2 separate regions of the Homo sapiens genome follow, and region 1 is linked to region 2. The links are chromatin contacts, found by Hi-C or POLR2A ChIA-PET in ENCODE. All regions are on one chromosome and are shown on one strand. Each heading gives the region's core, a stretch centred on a gene start or an enhancer-like site at or near the end of the contact. The rest is flanking DNA. Distances are from core to core; before and after follow the strand shown.

What was found. A loop is a pair of places that touch in the nucleus more often than their neighbours do. ChIA-PET counts read pairs that join two places held with the same protein, here RNA polymerase II (POLR2A). Pooled maps may share reads with other maps.
Region 1: a loop to region 2 is called in a map of astrocyte of the cerebellum, with 9 times the contacts of the local background. The contact joins two enhancer-like sites. A Hi-C loop is called at or near these places in 2 of 168 maps with a recorded cell type or tissue (astrocyte of the cerebellum and brain microvascular endothelial cell) and 1 of 50 pooled maps. POLR2A ChIA-PET finds 5 or more read pairs at or near these places in 2 of 52 experiments (MCF 10A and T-cell).

The regions. Positions count from the first base shown.
Region 1 is chr12:131,983,433-131,987,920 of GRCh38, forward strand. EP400 (E1A binding protein p400) reads left to right here. Exons shown (of 53, transcript NM_015409.5): 6 at 3,082-3,375; 7 at 4,273-4,458. Among named protein-coding and RNA genes, the nearest start is that of EP400, 36 kb to the left of the region's middle. RefSeq lists enhancers at 2,599-3,218, 3,891-4,488. Within about 2 kb of position 1,964, at least 7 of the 41 ENCODE cell types and tissues checked have a DNase peak (open chromatin) inside an H3K27ac peak, as active enhancers do.
Region 2 is chr12:131,881,121-131,885,702 of GRCh38, forward strand. No RefSeq gene overlaps it. Among named protein-coding and RNA genes, the nearest start is that of ULK1, 11 kb to the right of the region's middle. Within about 2 kb of position 2,156, at least 3 of the 41 ENCODE cell types and tissues checked have a DNase peak (open chromatin) inside an H3K27ac peak, as active enhancers do.

The DNA.
Region 1 (4,488 bases), core at 714-3,213, 100 kb after region 2:
CAGTGTGTTTTTGGGATGTCCACAGTAAACTGGTTTCGGTTCCTAAGGAATAGCGAAATGCCACAGCCTCGGTGCCAGCCGTCAACAGGGCACTGACAGGGAGGCCGGGGAGGACTCTCAGCCCCCTTGGTTCTCCACTGTTTGATGCACATCAGGGCGTGGGGAGCCCACTGCAGAGAGTCTTCCCTTCCTTTTGCCTTCTCCCTCACTAACAAAGGAATTTCCTAGGTGGGCTTTAAGTTCAGGGTTTTTGTTTGTTTGTTTTGAAACAGGGTCTGGCTCTGTCACCCAGGCTGGAATGCAGTGACACGATCTCTGCTCACTGCAGCCTCTACTTCCTGGGCTTAGATGATCCTCCTGTCCCTGCCCCCTGAGTAGCTGGGACTACAGGCGCACACCACTACACCTGGCTGATTTTTGTATTGTTGTAGAGATGGGATTTCGCCATGCTGCCCAAGCTACAAGTGCTTTTTCTTTTTTTTTTTTTAGACGGAGTTTCGCTCTTGTTACCCAGGCTGGAGTGCAGTGGCCCGATCTCGGCTCACCACAACCTCTGCCTCCTGGGTTCAAGCGATTCTCCTGCCTCAGCTCCCGAGTAGCTGGGATTATAGGCATGTTGCCACCATGCCGGCTAATTTTGTGTTTTTAGTAAAGACGAGGTTTCTCCATGGGTTAGGCTGGTCTTGAACTCCTGACCTCAGGTGATCCGCTGGCTTTGGCCTTCCAAAGTGCTGGGATTACAGGCGTGAGTCACCGCACCCGGCCTACAGGTTCTTTATGTTTGAGATTTATGGCAAAGTCTTAAGTATATAACGATGAAATAATAGTAACAATAATAGCTATCTCTTATTCACCACTTGTGAGGTGTGGTGTCAAGCACTGTGATGAGCGATTTATTGGCATTGTTTATTTCCTTTACCTGACAACCTTATGAGGTAGAATCTTTACTATCTCCATTTTATAGATTAAAAAAACCAGAGGCCAGAAAAGCCAGCAACTGGGGGGGCTGTAGTTGGGAGCCTTTTGTGCAAGTCTGCAGGGAAGCCTTGTACACCCACTTTGAGAAAGGCGACACATGCCAGGGCAGCTGAGCTCTTCTAGGCCTTACATTGCTTGCTTTAGGTTTTTGTGGAAATGATTCTATTTTGAACACTTCCTCACATCGAGCCACATACTGACTTAAAGCAGCTCCGTGGTTTTTCTTAGATTTAATTTACCTGCCTGTGTTACTGAAAAACTCAGCTGTGGAAAATGGTTTTATTTTATTTTATCTTTTTTTTTTTTGAGTCAGAGTCTCACTCTGTCCCTCAGGGTGGAGCGCAGTGGCACGATCTCCGCTCACTGCAACCTCTGCCTCCTGGGTTCAAACCATTCTCCTGCCTCAGCCTCCCGAGTAGCTGGGACTACAGGCATGCGCCACCACGCCCTACTAGGTTTTTTTTTTTTCCAGCAGAGAAATGATTTATTTCACAATTTAGCTCTCTAAATAACTTTATATTCTCTCCTTAAGAACAACAGTAGAGGAAATCATTTACTGATCATTTTACAATGCACATAATATCTTATGCATGCTTAGGCAACTGTTTTTTTTTTTTTACTTTTTAGTAGAGATGGGCTTTTGCCATGTTGGCCAGGCTGGTCTGAAACTCCTAACCTCAACTAATCCACCCACCTTGGGCTCCCAAAATGCTGGGATTACAGGCGTGAGCCGCCACACCCAGCCTGGAAAATGATTTTAAAGAAGCGCTTTACAAAGTCTGTAGGAACCTGTTACTTCTAGGTTAGCCAGGGTTGGCACACTTTCTCAGTCAAGGGCCAGGGAGTAAATGTTCCAGCTTTGCGAGCTGTTCAGTTTCTGTGGCAGAAGTGAAGACACAGCCGCTCACGGACAGCACGTAAGTGGATGTGGCTGTGCTGTAATAAAGCTTCATTTCCAAACGCCTGTGGCCAGCCGGGAGACGGCGCTGCCGAGGTGAAGAAAGCAGACCCACGTCGTGGGACGGGCGCTCAGAGAGAGTGTGCTCTAGCGGTTCTGTCTCCCTTCAGCTTTTGAACGGGCTAAATCTTGTGTGAGCCTTCACTCAGCCCACCTTCCCTGCTCTCTGTGAATTTAAGTCACAGAGTCGCAGCAGTTCTCTGTGACTTTAAGTCTGTCGTTGAGGTGGTGCGAAGAGGAGGACTTTTCTTTTTTTGAGACGGAGTTTTGCTCTTGTTCCCCATGCTGGAGTAGAATGGCGCAATCTCAGCTCACCACAACCTCCGCCTCTTGGGTTTAAGCAATTCTCCTGCTTCAGCCTCCCGAGTAGCTGGGATTAATAGGCATGTGCCACCATGCCCGGCTAATTTTGTATTTTTAGTAGAGACGAGGTTTCTCCATGTTGGTCAGGCTGGTCTTGAACTCCTGACCTCAGGTGATCCGCCCACCTCGGCCTCTGAAAGTGCTGGTATTATAGGCGTGAGCCACTGCGCCTGGCCTGAGGAGGATTTTTTAACCCTTTTAGCCTGTCTGCCATGAGAGAGGCACACTGAATTTGTATTTTATTTTATTTTATATTTTGTTGAGATAGGGTCTTGCTTCGTTGCCCAGGCTGGAGTACAGTGGCACAAACATGACTCACTGCAGTCTCAACCTCCCAGGCTCAAGCAGTCCTCCCACCTCAGCCTCCCATGTAGCTGCGACCAAAGGTGCACACCACCACACCTGGCTAATTTTTAAATTTTTTTGTAGAGATGGGGTCTTTCTTTGTCAAAGCCCAGGCTCATCTCAAACTCCTGGGCTCAAGCAGTCCTCCCACTTCAGCCTCCCAAAGTGTTGGGATTACTGGCATGAGCCACTGGGCATGGCCTAAAGATAGTTCATAATGAAAACTCCTATTTGGTTTTGTGGAAGTGGGAGGATGTATTATTTGTGGACACGTTAGTGTTGGGCTGTGGATACGATGTGATTTGTCTGCTTGCATCGTGGAGCGGAAGGTGCTGGCAGTGCGCGTCTCTGGTGCTGTGGGCGCTCAGGTATTTGGCACCGTGGGCTGCCCCGACATCTTTTCTTCACCTTGCTCCACTTGTGCCCTGCCCTTACAGATGGTAGCATCGACAAGGCTCCCTGTGGACCCTGCCCCGCCCTGCCCACGGCCTCTGCCCACCTCTTCTACCTCGTCCCTCGCGCCTGTGAGTGGCTCCGGCCCAGGACCCTCCCCTGCTCGATCCTCTCCAGTAAATAGACCTTCCTCAGCCACCAATAAGGCACTATCTCCAGTCACTTCCCGGACCCCAGGGGTGGTGGCATCTGCCCCCACCAAACCACAGAGTCCTGCTCAGAATGCCACCTCGTCCCAAGACAGTTCTCAGGATACGCTGACAGAACAAATAACTCTGGTAAGCATGCTTAAGAAAGTTGTAAAATGTACTCCAGTTGGTGAAGCACATTTAGTTTTAATTGTCAAGAATGTGATGGCGTAAAACCGAATGCCTGGTCAATTCAGCATGGCTTGGGAATCAGTAGACACAAGATGAAAACCAAGGGTTAGCCTTTTCTGTTGGAAGCAGACTCATGGGGGCAGTCTGCGTTTTTGTGATAAAGCCTGCAGTCTTGGGCTGCTTTCATATGGGCAGTAGACGAGGGTGGGAGAGGTCACGTGTAGCAGTTAGGCGGAGAGGGACAAGCTTGAGCGCTGGGGCCCTGCAGGCTGTGAGGTCCCTGCAGCCACCAGTCTGCAGCCCTGTGTTTGAGAGTCACTGCCCAGCCCTTAGCACTTACTTTGGGTTGGATGACTAAGCATTTATTTTGTTCAACTTCATTAGGGGAATTAAAAGAAATGTGTATCAAAATAGAGTGTCATAAACCCCATGTTCCCCATTATTTGATTTTATCACAGTGATCAGTATGCAGCTAGTCTCATTTCATTTATCCCACTCCTTTCCAGATTATCTAGAAGCAAATTCCAGACATCCTATGGTTTCCCATGTAAACACTTTGGTAGAAACATGAGGTTTTAAAGTTTTAGTCTGTTTTATAGAGCTGGGGCAGGACTATTGCTCCAGCTTCTTCTAAGGCTCCTGGAAGGGTCACATGCTCCTAGACCTCTCCTAGAACCACTTTGACCTTTGTGTTCGAATCTTACCTTTGATATTAAACTGGGACCTTGTGCTTTCTCTCTTTCTTAGTGCCTGACTGAGCCTTTTGCATAGTAGGGCTTCAAATTTCTGGGGTCTGAGTTGGTGGAACACACTCATCACATGCCGACCCCACCATCCCCCATGTATCATCTACAGGAGAACCAGGTGCATCAGCGCATTGCGGAGCTGAGGAAAGCAGGTCTGTGGTCCCAGAGGCGTCTGCCAAAGCTGCAGGAGGCCCCACGCCCCAAGTCCCACTGGGACTATCTGCTGGAGGAGATGCAGTGGATGGCCACAGACTTTGCCCAGGAGAGGAGGTGGAAGGTGGCTGCTGCGAAGAAGGTGGGTTGGAATGCGTGGAGCTGCTGTGCT
Region 2 (4,582 bases), core at 906-3,405:
CATGAATTACTCTTTTTTGTTGTGTTGTTGTTGTTGTTGTTGTTGTTTTTGGAGACAGTCTTGCTCTGTTGCCCAGGTTGGAGTGCAGTGGTGCGATCTCGGCTCACTGCCACCTCCGGCTCCTGGGTTCAAGTGATTCTCTTGCCTCAGCCTCCAAAGTAGCTGGGACTACAGGTGTGCACTGCCATGACCGGCTAATTTTTGTATTTTCAGTAGAGGCGGGGTTTTGCCATGTTAGTTAAGCTGGTCTTGAACTCCTGACCTCAGGTGATCCACCTGCCTTGGCCTCCCAAAGTGCTGGGATTACAGACACGAGCCACCGCACCCGTCCCAATTATTCTTTCTCGATTGCAATTCCCCTGTCTCCACGAATCAGCTTTGTTTCAGCAGTGGGCAAGGTGAACCCCTTGGGCGGTTACACTACCATTGCAGAGTGTTAAGCAGTTGCGATAGAGCCTGTGTGGCTGCAGAGCTGAAGATGTATATACTACCTGGACCTTTGCAGGAAAGGTTTACTGAAAACGTTTACTGATTTTTTTTTTTTTTTTTTTTTTTTTCTCTGTTGCCCAGGTTGGAGTGCAATGCTGCAATCTGTGCTCACTGCAACCTCCGCCTCCCAGGTTCAAAAGATTCTCCTGCCTCGGCCTCCCGAGCAGCTGGGATTACAGGTGCCCACCACCAAACCCGGCTAATTTTTGTATTTTTAGTAGAGGCAGGGTTTCACCGTGTTGGCCAGGCTGGTCTTGAACTCCTGACCTCAGATGATCTGCCCTCCTCGGCCTCTCAAAGTGCTGGGATTACAGGCGTGAGCCATTGTGCCCGGTTGTTTGCTGACTCTTGTCCTAGATTTTTTTTTTTTTCAGAGTGAGACAGGGTCTCACTTTGTCATGAAAGCTGGAGTGCAGTGCCACAGTCACAGCTCACTGCAGCCTTGACCTCCCAAGCTCAGGTGATCCTCCCACTTAGCCTCCTGAGTTGGAGTGCAGTGCCACAGTCTCAGCTCTCTGCAGCCTTGACCTCCCACGCTCAAGTGATCCTCCCACTCAGCCTCCTGAGTAGTTGGGACTACAGGTGTGCACCACCATGCCTGGCTAATTTTTAATTTTTAGTAGGGACGGGGTCTTACTAAGTTGCCCAGGCTTGTCTCAAATTCCTGGGCTCAAGCAATCTGCCCAACTCAGCCTCCCAGCATGCTGGGATTACACAGGTAAACCATCACGCCAGCCTGTCCTAGATCATTAAGCAATTCGTGGGTGGACCTAGTAAATGAGGCTCCCACGTGACAGCCAAGTGTGAGCCGCATCATTGTTCACATGTTCCAGATCATTTTCCCAAACAGTGGTCACAGATAGGCGCCAAAAGCCTGGAGATGCCACCCGGATTCTCCCCTACCTGGGTGGGTTGAATCCTAGGGCAGGTCAGAGAGCTGAGAGCATGAACTTGCCTGAGTCCCCTCCAGGTGCCACAGGGAGCCTCGGCTAGATCCTCTGTGCATCTGTTATCCCCTCAGGAAAATGGGAGGGACGATAAGAAGACCTCTCAGAGGATGGGCCAGGTGTGGTAGCTCACATCTATAATCCCAGCACTTTGGGAGGCTGAGGCGGACGGATCATGAGGTCAGGAGATCGAGACCATCCTGGCTAACACGGTGAAACACCGTCTCTACTAAAAATACAAAAAATTAGCCAGGCGTGGTGGTCGGCGCCTTAGTCCCAGCTACTCGGGAGGCTGAAGCAGGAGAATGGTGTGAACCCTGGAGGCGGGGCTTGCTGTGAGCTGAGATCTCATCACTACACTCCAGCCTGGGTGACAGAGTGAGATTCCGTCTCAAAAAAAAAAAAAAAGACCTCTCAGAGGATTAAGTTAGCTGTGCCTGGTGGCTCATGCCTGTAATCCCAGCACTTCAAGAGGCCGAGGCGGGAGGATTCATTGAGTTTGGGAGTTCCAGACTAGCCTGGGCAACATAGTGAGACCCCCATCTCCACAAAAATTAAAAAAAATAGCTGGAGTGGCGTGCGCCTGTAGTCCCAGCTGCTCAGGAGGCTGAGGTGGGAGGATCGCTGGAGTGTGGGAGGTCAAGGCTGCAGTGAGCCGAGATCATGTAACTCACTCCAGCCTGGTGACACAGGGAGAGTCTGTCAAAAAAGAGAACAAAACAACGTGTAGCTCCTTTAGGAGGAGCCACACCCGCTTCCTGTCCCAAGCTGCTTCCATTCCACAGCCCAGCCCCAGAGAGCTGCAGAAGTCAGAGTTCTGATCTCCTGAAAAAATCTTTGTCCTCCACTAGGGCGCTTTAGGTAGATCTCGGAGCCACCAGGCTGGATCCTAGGGCCTCCAGCCTCTTTGTTTAAAAAAAAGGAGGGGTGGGCATGTTAGAGAAGGAAGTGGAGGAAGGGAAGCTTGGCAGCCCACCCTCACTCCTGGGGGTGCCGGAGGGGCATGAGGGAGCCACCAGGCAGGGTGGGCCTCACCCTTGGCCCTGGAGCAGGCTCCTAGCAGTGGGAGTGGGGACAGCCTGGGGCGCTTGAGGGAGGTCCTGGGCAGCTTCGGTCCTGGGTGCTCTCTGGGCCCCACCCATGTGCCCTGAGGCTCAGAAAATCTTTTGGTTGTTTTTATGCTGCTAGACAGACTCTGACCTCACACTAGGAATCCTACTCCTAGGTATTTATACAAATCACATTTGGGAAATGTTCTTAGCAGCTTCACGCATAAATAGCCCAAAGCTAGAACCAGAGAAGTCTGTGAAGAGGCAAATCAATTTTCCATCCTCCAAGGATGTAGGCTGCTCACTGGAGGTACCTAAGGATGGGCCTCCACTCAGCCACGGGAAAGAATGGATCCCGCTCAGCCACAGGAAAGGATGGATCCCTCTCAGCCACATGAAAGGATGGCCCTCACTCAGCCATGGAAAAGGATGGCCCCCACTCAGCCACGAGAGAGGATGGACGCCCGCTCACCCACGGGAGAGGATGGACCCCCACTCAGCCACGGGAAGGATGGATCCTGCTCAGCCATGGGACAGGATGTCCCCTCACTCCGCCACAGGAAAGGATGGCCCCTCACTCTGCCACGGGAAAGGATGGCCCTCCAGCCACAGAAAGGATGACCCCCACTCAGTCACAGGAAAGGATGGATCCCCCTATTCAGCCACGGGAGAGGATGCCCCCCCACCGACTCAGCCATGGGAAAGGAAGGCCCTCCATTCAGCCACAGAAAGGATGACCCCCACTCAGCCACGGCAAAGGATGGACCTCCATTCAGCCACAGAAAGGATGACCCCCACTCAGCCACGGCAAAGGATGGCCCTCCATTCAGCCACAGAAAGGATGACCCCCACTCAGCCACGGGAAAGGATGGCCCCCCACTCAGCCACGGGAAAGGATGGATCCCACTCAGCCAAGGGAGAGGATGGCCCCCCCACTCAGTCACGGGAAAGGATGGATCTCGCTCAGCCACGGGAAACAGCCAGAGGGATGAGTGCACATGGGCCCAAACCAAGACGCAAACGAAGAGACCCGGCTGCAGAGTCCACTTCTGTGGGATTCTAGAAGATGCAAACTCATTGATAGCCTTGAAATCAGATCACTTTTGGCCTGGGGTGGGGTTTGAATGGGAAAGAGCGGGAGATAACTTTTGGGCGATAGAAATGCTCTGTGTTGATTGGGAGTGGATAAATGGGTTTGTACGTTTGTCAAAACTCACTGAACTGAACTCTTAGAATGTGAACCTTTAATTGTATGTGGATTATACCCCCCGATAAAGTTGATTTTTTTTTTTTTTTGGAGACAGACTCTAGCTCTGTTGCCAGGCTGGAGTTCAGTGGCACAATCTCGGAGCACTGCAACTTCCACCTCCCAGGTTCAAGCAATTCTCCTGCCTCAGCCTCCCTAGTGGCTGGGATTACAGGCATATGCTACCATGCCCAGCTAATTTTTTGTATTTTTAGTAGAGAGGGGGTTTCACCGTGTTAGTCAGGATGGTCTCGATCTCCTGACCTCGTGATACACCTGCTTCAGCCTCGCAAAGTGCTGGGATTACAGGTGTGAGCCACCCGCATCCTGCAAGGGAGTAGAGTTTTTAAGGATAACTTGGTTGGTGGGGGGAAGCCAGTGAGCCAGGATGCTGATTGGTCAGAGATGAAATCATAGCAAGTCAAAGCTGTCTTTCCTCTTGCACTGAGTCAGTTCCTGGGTGGGGGCCACAAGATCTGACGAGCCTGTTTATCCATCTGGGTGGTGCCAGCTGATCCATCAAGTGCAGGGTCTGCAAAATATCTCAAGCGCTGATCTTAGGAGCAGTTTAGGGAGGGTCAGAATCTTGTAGCCTCCAGCTGCATGGCTCCTAAACCGTAATTTCTAATCCTGTGGCTAATGTTAGGCAAGAAGGAGGTTTGCTTTGGGAAAGGGCTGTTACCGTCTTTGTTTAAACTGTAAACTACAAGCTAAGTTTCTCCCAAAGTTAGTTCAGCCTACGCCCAGGAATGAACAAAGACAGCTTGGAGGTTAGAAGGAAGATGGAGTCGGTTAAGTTAGATCTTTCACTGTCTCAGTCATAATTTTACAAAGGCGATGTCAGTAGCACT